Regions from separate parts of the Homo sapiens genome. Here region 2 is linked to region 1. Evidence: chromatin loops called from intact Hi-C (ENCODE). Cell type or tissue: mammary epithelial cell. All regions are shown on one strand. Links, peaks and the distances in the headings refer to the core of each region. The heading gives the core; the rest is flanking DNA.

Region 1 (5,388 bases), core at 241-5,240:
GGTTTTTTGCATGTACACTAGGGCCTCACTATAAACACTACTCAGTTTCTTGTAGAATTTGTTTTGAAGTCTTTTCATTATCTGGGGATCTATTTATTCAAAGCATTCAAAGAGCCTCAGCACAGAGCCTCTCCCCTCTAAGGCAGATTGCTCACCCGTGCCCCAAGGAAAGCTGTAGGGTAAGGCTCCGATAGGTTTCTCTGTTGCTATTTGAGGTAGGCCTTCCTGGTGTTTCTAGGGAACAAGACAGGCAGTTTGAGAAATTTATCACATGCTTGAAAGCACTATTAATAAATCAGGTATGTTTTCCCGAGAGAAAAGGCCGAATCCAGCCAACCCCTAAGGGTATGAGTCGGCACACCCTTGGTATCATTATACAGATAATAGTGATAAGCTGCTGACATTCATTTAGTACTTAATGTGTTTCAATTATTTAGTGCTTAATTGTATACATGCTAAGCATTGTATGTGTTTTACCTCATTTAACCCTCACAAGAATCCCATGACATGGCTATATTCCCAATTTATAGACAAGGACACTGGGGATTAGAGGTGTAAAGATGTAGGATTTGAACCCAGGTCTCCCCTGACTCCAGACCCTACCCCGTTAACCGTACCACTCTGCTGAAGGGCCATTGATGGGTAGAAGCCTTTAAACAATGGTTTTAGAGCTGAGGCCACCACAGGCTGCCTCAGGTAGTTTAGGATTAGCAAGAATGTTTGGTTTGGAAAAAAAGAAGACCTGGGTCCTAACTTGATTCTGGAAACTTGTCTCCTGAACCATATATCCAGGAAACACTGGGTTTCAAAGACAAGACACATAAGGGCAGGATCAAGATCACGGACAATCTAGATGTTTCTGCAAAATAAATCTGTTACATACTGCCAGTGTTAGCCGAAAAGTAACAAAATAAATTAGAAGTTTCTTCTCATTTGGCTTTAAATGATGCATGCACGAAATTAACTCATTTTCATTTCCTTGATTATAAACAATTTTCAAAGTGAGTCATACCCTATGTGCATGGCATTCAGACTTCTCACAATTGTGTGTCCTACACACTTTCTTTTGAAGGGTGTGATTTTAGCCACTACTCCCTCCCTGCCATTCTCCTTATCCCGCAATTGTCTAGGTATTTTGGGACAGAGATGAAGCAACTCCTGGGCAGCTATTTACCTGGAAATTTGAAGGAGTGAGGGAAGTGAGAAAAATAAATAAAAATTTACTTGTAGCAAATAAGCACGTTTTTTGCTGGACAGAACTATCTGATATATCTGTATTGATGATGTTCCTTAAGGAGGCTCACACATTTAATTTTTCCTATATAAACACAATCTAAACTGGCATCCATGTATGTAATAAGACCAGAGGAGAATGACCAGTGGGTAGTCAACAAGTTGCCTTTGTTCTTTCCCTTATGAAATTTCCCAAGACTCTAGAAACTTAGGTGATTTTTAGCACAGTAGCTAAATATTAAAAATAACCCTTTCCCTGGGACCATTAGCTTCTTGATACTAAAATCGCTAGAACAAGTTCCCCCTGAAGATGAGGCAGCTTTGGGCATGTTGAAACTCTGGTAATTACCCCAAGGGGACAGGCATTTTCCCAGTGGATAGTTCGGATATTTTCAAGGGCAGCCAGCTGCACGGACAGTCACTGAATATTGTGTGTTCTCTCTGTCCCCATCTCAGCCCATGACTTCTTCCTAGCTTGGCGTTCTTCAGCATTAGAAGTCATGCACAAATTAAATTTTAATAAAAAATGCTCTGATGCTGTTAAATGTGCCATGTCCTTCAACAGACTCCAACATAGGAGTCCACATTCTGTAAATGGTGACATTTTTATCAAAAATGGGCAAGTAAATTAGTCTCTCTGGCCTTCAGTTTTCTCATTTGCAAAGATGAGGGGTGCATTAATATCCTAAAATTATTTTGGCTGTCATGATTTATGATTCAATGGTTTGCCATTTTTCTCAGGAGTGAACAGGTCAATGGGCAGCCCTTGTTTTGATCTTGATCTTTGACCTAATTGCACAAAGAATTTAACAGTTGACAAACAGGAGCTATTCAGCTCTGTCAGATTGTACTATCAATTATATATGTAAATCTTCCCATCACTAAAGTTCTTAAATGTCTCCTAATGAAAATTAGTCAGGTATTTAATAACTAGGAATTGTGGGAGCTCTCTTCAGTCACTCTGTTATAACTCATCTAGCTACAGGTGTTGAGTGTTGGTTGCCAGGGCATATTTTAAAGTCAGGGGAAGGATGTTTTGAAGAAAATTTGATCCAAAGTTTGTGGGTAGCTATCCTATCCTTCTTAAGACACTTTAAGGCAAACCATTGAATCATTGCAAATGAGAAAACTGAAGGCCAGAGAGACTAATTTACTTGCCCATGGTCATGTAACTGCCTCAAAACAAAATGTCCCCACGTCCACACACGGATTTGATGATCTGCAGGATACTGTGAGGCCTTATGACCAGAGGCTTTAGACACGAGGAAACCACTTGTTTCCAAATATTTTAGGATGCAAGTTCAGGATTCTCTTCTTTGCTTCTACATGTGAGATACCTGTGAAATGAATACGACCTGAATTACCATTACCATTATTCCTATCACCAACCAGCAAAACATTTCACAGCAGAGAGTGCGGTGGGCAGGGATTTTGGAAGCCTGAGTCCCTGCTAGGCCTCTTCCTTTAACTGTAGAATCTGAAGCAAGTCATTCAGCCTGTCTAGAGTCTCCAGGTTCTGGTAGTTAAAATCACAGGGTTGAAATCTTCTGCCACTGGCTGTGTGAGCTTGAGCCAGTTATTTCACTTCCCTGAGCTTTCTTTCACATCATCTGTAAAATGAAGTTAATAAGTACACACCGCAGAGGACTGCTGTGGGGATTAAATGACAGAACCCAACATAAATGCTCAGAGTGCTGCCTAGCAATTAGAAGAGTAAACATGAACTGTCCTTAGCTACTCCCCTACAAAATTAGGAGATGAACTGGATGCTCTCTAAGGCCCTGTCTCAACATGAATATTTTATGCTCAGGTAACTCAAGAAGTTTCTATTTTCCTTTTCCATTAATAAGGTATATGACATACTTCTTTTATGTTCTACTATATTTTCACAAAATATACTTTTTTTTTCCCTCAGCTTATTAGGAATAACTCATTGGTCTTAGCACAAGGGCAGTTAATCAGTTTGACCACTAGATGGTGATTGAGCTCTTGTGGCTTCTTGGGAGATTATTTATACTGACAAATCAGTAGAAGACAAAAACATCGAACAGTAAACTTTAAAGTTAGAAGACCATCTATGCTAATTTGAAGAGGTTAGTGAAGAGGTTGACACCTAGAGATGAAGTGAGTTGTTCAAGGTTACATTACCCTGCCGTTACTTGTGTGGATTTCAGAAAAGAACATGCTTCCAATTTAAACCAGTGATTTGATTTTTCCTTACACCACAAGAAGTGTATAGAAACACTGCGTGCTGCCTGTTTCTTGGGGTTTCTGCAGAACCAATATCTGTTTTTGAGATAGAGTCTCGCTCTGTTGCCCAGGATGGAGTGCAGTGGTGTTCCGATCATGGCTCACTGCAGCCTCCGCCTCCCGGGTTCAAGCGATTCTCCTGCCTCAGCCTCCCAAGTGACTGGGACTACAGGCACACGCCACCAGGCCTGACTAATTTTTGTATTTTTACCATGTTGGCCAGGCTGGCTTGAACTCCTGGCCTCAAGTGATCCGCCAACCTCAGCCTCCCAAAGCGCTGGGATTACAGGCGGGAGCCACTGTGCCCAGCCCTCTCCCATTTTTCTTTGATGGTTTAATAAAAGAGTTTTGAATACTCCCTCTGTTCCCTTCTAAGGGGATTCTATCTGTTTTTAACATTTATTTTCTTAGGTGTCACTCCGCATCCCCCACCGATATTAGGGTAGTCTGTCTTCAGAAATTAATAGGTAATAGGTGAGCTACAAACATAGTGCTTTCTTCTGGACCAAACCTACAGTTACCAATACAGCTTTCACACGCTCATATTATTTCAGTAGCCTCACATACAATGTCCTTATCCTTGGTGATATTAAAACTCTTAAGGAATTTATACTAGTTGTGAGGGAGTGTTTCTTTTGGCTACATCTTTTATTTTTGTTCATTCAATGTTGTATGGGTCTGAGTGTACACCAAATGCCTGTCGTAAACAACATTTCTTTCTTCATCTTTTCTGCTAGTAACCAAAAAAAGGTAATGGCTGTTCACAAAAAGAAAACAGTAGCACCCAACTCAGAATCTACTTCCAGATTCTGTATTTTCCAGGCAGTCCTTCTTAAGAGTTCTGAAACCTGTACTCAATCTCTAATGCACTGTTTAAAAGGAAGATAAAAGTGAAATAGAAAAACTTGTCACTTTGAGTGTAGAAGGGGCTGTAGGATGACAGTCCATCCTCCTCAGAAAATGGTGTCCATTTTCCAAAGTAATGACGTCAGTGATAGGATCAGCCTAGCATCTACATCATACAACACCAGTGTTCTGTAGACAGACTCCACTGCTATTCCTTGTTCGTACAGCTTTGGAACCCGCTAATGTCAGGGCCTGATGCTGATTCAGTGCAAGATGAAACCAGGGTATGCTCTATGATTAATGAAGCTTTTATGGGTCTGTGCAAAATGACAAAGACTGTTTTTATTTTTGCTGCATGGATTTTGGCATATCCAGGATGGCTAGATGGGATACTTGGTATGATTCTGACAGCAACTAATTTTGCTTAACAATGTTCATGATATTCTTAAAACAAAAATATGCTGCATCAAATATCTACATTTTAATTATTCTGGATCTACTTAATTCATGCTAGTAGAATGTGTATAGAGCAGTTATTTTCGTTGATAGAAAATGTTTCACCACATTAAGGGGTAAAAGGAGTAGAATTTGAACCTAATTACTTACGTTTAGTTGACTGACTAAATGTTTATTTCTTGTCAGTGCAGTTTCCAACAACCTCATTTGATGGTGGGGGGTGACCTGGGCACACTGTGGAAGGCTGGCAGCTGATCGCCAGGCTGGGGTGTGCTTGGCATGGCCCTTTAGCTTCCAGGAAGGTGCAGAGGCAAAAAGCAGCGTCCCTCCGACACTGGAGTTATCTGAGTAATTTATGTCCATTCTTCTCTCAGGTCCACAAAAGGTGGCTCCGATTCCTCCCTTTCTGAGCCAGGGCCAGGTCGGTCCGGCCGCGGCTTCCTGTTCAGAGTCCTCCGAGCAGCTCTTCCCCTTCAGCTTCTCCTGCTCCTCCTCATCGGGCTTGCCTGCCTTGTACCAATGTCAGAGGAAGACTACAGCTGTGCCCTCTCCAACAACTTTGCCCGGTCATTCCACCCCATGCTCAGATACACGAATGGCCCT
Region 2 (5,388 bases), core at 178-5,177, 170 kb after region 1:
CTGAAGCTGTCAAAAGAGAACATCCACAGAACCACATGTGCCCAAAGCAGCCCACTCTACCTTCCTGCCTGTCCTCCTCTGTGAGGACACTCCCTCCTCCAGTGCACAGGGTTCCACCTTCCTATCTATGTGATGGCATCCCAGTAGCCATTCCCCATCTCCCTCCTTTGAAAGAGCTGCTTATACTTGCTGCTTCTAATCCCTTCCCTCCCATTTTTTCATGAACTCATTCCAAGTATATCTCCACCCCCTCCCTCTATCACGGCTGCTCTTGACAAGATGGAAAATTATCAATTCTCACCCTACTTGACCCAATAGCAGCATTTGATACAGCTGATCACTTTTTCATCTTATACCATCTTCATTTGTCTTTCACGATGCCACAGTGAGATGGATTCCATTTCAATCTCCTTTGCGGGTTCCCTCTCTTCTTTCTGACTGTCCCAAGGCTCAATCTTTGGTCTCCTTCCCTTTCCTTTTTACACTCACTACTTTGCTAATCTCATTCATCATCTCTATGCTGAGGACCCATAACATCATATCAAGTCCAGCCTCTCTCCTAAACTCCAGATTTCTCCACTCAGATGGTCTAAAAACATCTCAAATTCAACATAGCCAACACTGAACTGATTTCCTCCTCAAAAACTTGTTCCACCTGTAGACTTCCCCATATCAGTTGTTGACTCAACTTTTATCATTGTTCAGGACAAAATAATCATCCATAACTGAATTCTTTCTCTCACATACTACGCCCAGCCCATCGGGAAAATCCTGTCAGCTCTACCTCAAGATATATTTGAAATGTGGTCACTCCTCACCATGTCTCCATTACCACCCTTGTCAGAGCCACCATCGGTCCTCATTTATCACCTAGATTGCTAGAGCCTGTCCTAGCTGCTCTCCCTGCCTCAATCTTTGGCCCCCTTTGGATGTCTTCTCAACCCAGTAGACAAAGAGAACACTTGTGACAAGTCAGATCATGCTCTCAAAGTCCTGCAATGAGTCCTCATTTCCTTCAGAATAAAAGCCAAAATCTTAGTGGCCACAGGACCTTACTTTCCTGATCACATTTTCTCTCACTCCTGCCTCACTCTGCTCTAGTCACATTGGTCTTCTTCCTGTTTCTAGAATATTCCAGAACTGCTCTTGCTGTCAGGACTCTGCACTTGGTGGGCCACTTGCCTGGAATGCTGCTCCCTCCACATGGCTAACTTTCTCACCTCCTCCTTCAGGTGTTGCTCAAAAGATCTCTCAATGAGGCTTACTCTAACTTGACCCTCACCCTGCCCTGGCACTGCTGTCTCCAGCTCTTGTTTTCTTTTGTCCACAGTTCCTGTCAACTTTCAAAAATAGATAATTAAGTTGTCCACCATGTTTGCTTTCTTTCTGTCTCCCCCACTAGAATGTTAAGCACCGGGGAGGCAGGGCTTGGTGTATCCCAAAAACCCAGAACACTGCTGGGCTCATAGCATGTCCAGTGAAAAGTGCCGAATGAACAAAGCAATCAATGAACCTGGAGCTGCCATTTCCAACCAGACTATGGGCACATTAAGGCAGTTTTTCTCTAAGTTTTTTTAAGTGTGGAGATTCCATTTGATCCATAAAATCTGAAGACCTACCCCTAACACCAGTATGTGTCAGGAACTGTTCTAGGAACAAAATGGATTAAAATTTCTGCCCTCATAGAACTTACATTCTATTGGCTCCATGGATTTATAAACACTTGAACACATAGTACATACATGTGTAAAACATATTATTTAATGTTTGGTGATCATATAGAGTAGTGAACATCTTACTTTAATGCATGTATTCTCAACAGGAGTAATTATTTTCTCTGACAGGACAAATGTTAGTTCTGGAGGTCAAGAAATCTTAAATATTACAGTGGCTTGTAGTCTTCCAAAGCTCAACCAACTTCAGTTTATTTTTGCTCTCACCAAATGCAATTTGATACAATTTTTCTAATTAAAAAAAAAAGAATTGAGACACCACAATAATGTGTCAGGCTTCCTGGGTGCATAGATCTCAGATTCACCACCCATGCTCCAGAAAGACCCCCAGCTTGGCTGTGGAACCTCTAAGGTTGCAGGACTACAACCTCCTCAAAAGCTGGTGGAGGTAGGAGCCTCCCACTGCACAGCGTTGGCACGGGGACTCTTCAGTGACATATAGGAATATAAAGATTGAGAAAAAGATGAGAGGGCAAGGGAGAGACAAGGAAAAAGGCTGTGTTTATCCTAAGAAACTTTTTTTAAAAGGAAAAAATAAAAGCTCATGAGAAAATAAGCATTTGACGTTGTTCATGGATAGAAAAAGATGTGTGCCGCACCAGTGATTCCTAACAATTAAGAACTTATGCTGTCACAAATGACTAAGTGATCTTTCACTAAGGTTGATTAATGACATAATTCAAACAAAGATGGAAGAGACAACCCAACCTCTACACCTGAGAAGGCAAGGGTTGAATAGGGGGCATTTCCTGCTAAATACTTAGTCTTGAGATGGCCAGTTCACACATCAGGGAGTGTTTACACTTGCACACTTAGGTGGAGAGTTCTGGAGCTCGTCAGAGATGCCCATCCTGGCTTCCCAAACCCTTCATCCCACTCTGTTCTCCTTGTTGATGGCAGCACCCTCTGCAGATGCATAGAACTCCTCTCCGTAAACACACACACGCACACACACACACACACACACGGAAACTTTTTCTCTTCCAATGGAAGCGGTAGAACTCCACTTCAAACTTATCATCTTTGAATCCCAAAGAGGGGCAAAAGAGAAGTGATGCAAAAACTTCAGGACATCAAAGCTGTTGGCTCGCAACCAGCACTGAGGCTGGGTTCTGAGGTACAGGGGAGTGATGCTTTCTGAAAACAACTATTCAATGTCTGTTCACCACTTGTACTCAAAACCACGTTGTTCTCTCACGTACAGATAATTTCCCTTCAATATAAGAACTGTTCTTAGAGGTAAATGAGTGTGTGCATTTTGATCTATAACACACATTTTTAGAAACATGTACACAGTACAATCTCATGTGCACAGAATCTCAACAGTCAAATCGTTTGAATGACCAGAATTTTTCACAAAGCCACAAGATAACAATGAACATTCATGATGACCAACTGCCACATCCTGCAATACTTTCTGAATTACATGATGAAGCAGCATTGTGCAATGGCCTTATGGGCACACAGGAACCACACTGCCCAGAGCTCCGCCACTCCTTAGTCAAGCTAGTTATCATCTCAATGCCTCTGTTTCTTTATCTGTAAAATGTCCACAAAAATAATCCCTAACTCATAGGGATGTTGTGAAGATAATAAACACTCAATAAATGGTAGAGATTTTTTTTCCCCAAAAGAGCCTTAGTGTGAATTTATTATTATTGTGTTCTAATTCCTTTTCAAAGTTATAATCTATCTATGGTATAAGTTGACACCACGTCAGAATATTCATTACAAGATATCTAATTCTAAAATTGTGAAGTTTATTATTGTAGCATGGACTGCTATTTGCCCACCAAATATCCATTCAACTCTTTTTATTAAAAGAACTCATTTATTCCAGGTACAATTGCACAGCTTAAAGACTGTATTTTCAGCGTTCCTTTTAGACAGATGTATCTGAAGTTCTGACCAGTAGATATAACAGGAAGCACAGAGTGTGATGGCTGAAGCTCCAGTAGCCCCATTAGGCCAGGAGTCGACCTTGAGAATGTAAGCCTGTCCCAGGATAAGGGAATCGAAGGTCAGATGAGCTTGGGTCCCTTTGACTGTGGAGTTGCCATACCACTGGTAAAATAAGTCTGGACTAATTTTATGTGAGAGAAAAAAATAAACTTTGTCTTGGTTATGCCAAGGCTTTATCTTGGGGTTTTCTGTAATATGTGGTTGATTCAAATCCTAAAACAGTCACATCTGAAATAGGATTTATTCTACAATAGATTCTATTTCTTACCTCTGTATTCTTGTACCTAATTCATTTAAGTATTTGCATGTATAACTACTTTAAGCTTGTAGGATAGCTTAAAGCACTTAAATGTAGCCCCAAATCACTAGTTAGTATTAACTCCGAAAACTGGCAGGGGTCAATACCTAGAATTTTTTTTTCTTAACTGTAACAACATGTAAAAACAAAACAATCAAATTTTAATTGTTTTTGGTTAGTGGTAATAAGATTGTTTGAAGAGAAAGGCATGAAAGCATGGAGGCAGATCACAAAATACAAGTGAAAAGAAATACACAAGCTGAATGTTTAAAATGCTTTTTAGAAACTGGTTTCTATCCTAGTTTTGCAAAATTCCAGGCTCTCTCATGATTTTTTTGTATAGTTATGTAATAGTCTTAAAAAATTAGGCTCAAATTAATTATATCCAAATCCTCGAAATCACCAACAATGATAATAGCGAATATTTTTGAACACTTACTAGGGGACTGGGTCGCCCAATGGCAAAAGTTGTGTCCTTCAACGGCTGTAATATACAGACATGTGGGTCGCACGTGGTGGTTCACACCTGTAATCCCAGCACTTTGGGAGGCCGAGGTGGGCGGATCACGAGGTCAGGAGATCGAGACCATCCTGGCTAACACAGTGAAAGCCCATCTCTACTAAAAAATACAAAAAATTAGCCGGGCGTGGTGGCGGGCACCTGTAGTCCCAGCTACTCGGGAGGCTGAGGCAGAAGAATGGCATGAACCCAGGAGGCGGAGCTTACAGTGAGCCGAGATCATGCCACTGCACTCCAGCCTGGGCAACAGAGTGAGACTCCATCTCAAAAAAAAAAATTTTATATATATATATATATTTATATATATATATATATATTTATTTATATTTATATATATTTTTATATATATTTATATTTACATATATATGTATGTATACAGACATGTATTTGTCACATGGAAGAGAGAGAAAGGAGAAGGGTTGTTTTTTTTGGAAAAGAAAGTCAAATAATGATAAAATGATACAACTCTTTAAACATGCACGATCACTTCTTTAGCCTATGCTAAGTTTCAGTAAAAGTGTCCTAGAATTCAAATTGTTTCCCTAATACTAAACTATTCTATGTTATTAACCTTTCTCTACCTCAGTGCTGTCATCCATAAGTTGGGCATACAATGGGGAAAATAAAAGCACTCAGCTGAGTTAACAGGGGTAAAATGCTTGGAACAGCACCTGGCACACAATTAGCTACTATCTGCAACAGATAAATTAGTAAACTCTGCTCCATTTCTGCTCCTTCATGTGTGAAATGGGCAGAGAGTAATAACAGTATTCATATTCCTCATGAAATAACTGGTACAGTAGAATGAACGTTCTGTGAAGGCAGAGATCTGGTCAATTTTGTTCTCTGGTGTGTTTTCACACACAGAACTAAAA

Evidence for each region. Peaks named below come from ENCODE experiments on the same cell type or tissue, not always from the same donor. Only the 100,000 strongest peaks of a DNase experiment are listed, where the experiment ranks them.
Region 2: a loop joins it to region 1, with 14 times the contacts of the local background. A loop is called at or near these places in 3 of 110 quality-filtered maps.

Annotation. Positions count from the first base shown.
Region 1 is chr6:152,122,448-152,127,835 of GRCh38, reverse strand. It overlaps SYNE1 (spectrin repeat containing nuclear envelope protein 1), which reads left to right. Exons shown (of 146, transcript NM_182961.4): 146 at 5,160-5,388. It also overlaps a transcript of ESR1 not described here. Among named protein-coding and RNA genes, the nearest start is that of SYNE1-AS1, 260 kb to the left of the region's middle. In mammary epithelial cell, for the core only: a CTCF peak has its summit at 3,204 (motif pointing right); a DNase peak (open chromatin) is centred at 245; H3K27ac peaks cover 573 bases.
Region 2 is chr6:151,956,286-151,961,673 of GRCh38, reverse strand. The region is part of intron 4 of ESR1 (estrogen receptor 1); the gene reads right to left. Among named protein-coding and RNA genes, the nearest start is that of ESR1, 150 kb to the right of the region's middle. In mammary epithelial cell, for the core only: no CTCF peak of the experiment used is centred there; a DNase peak (open chromatin) is centred at 3,153; H3K27ac peaks cover 849 bases.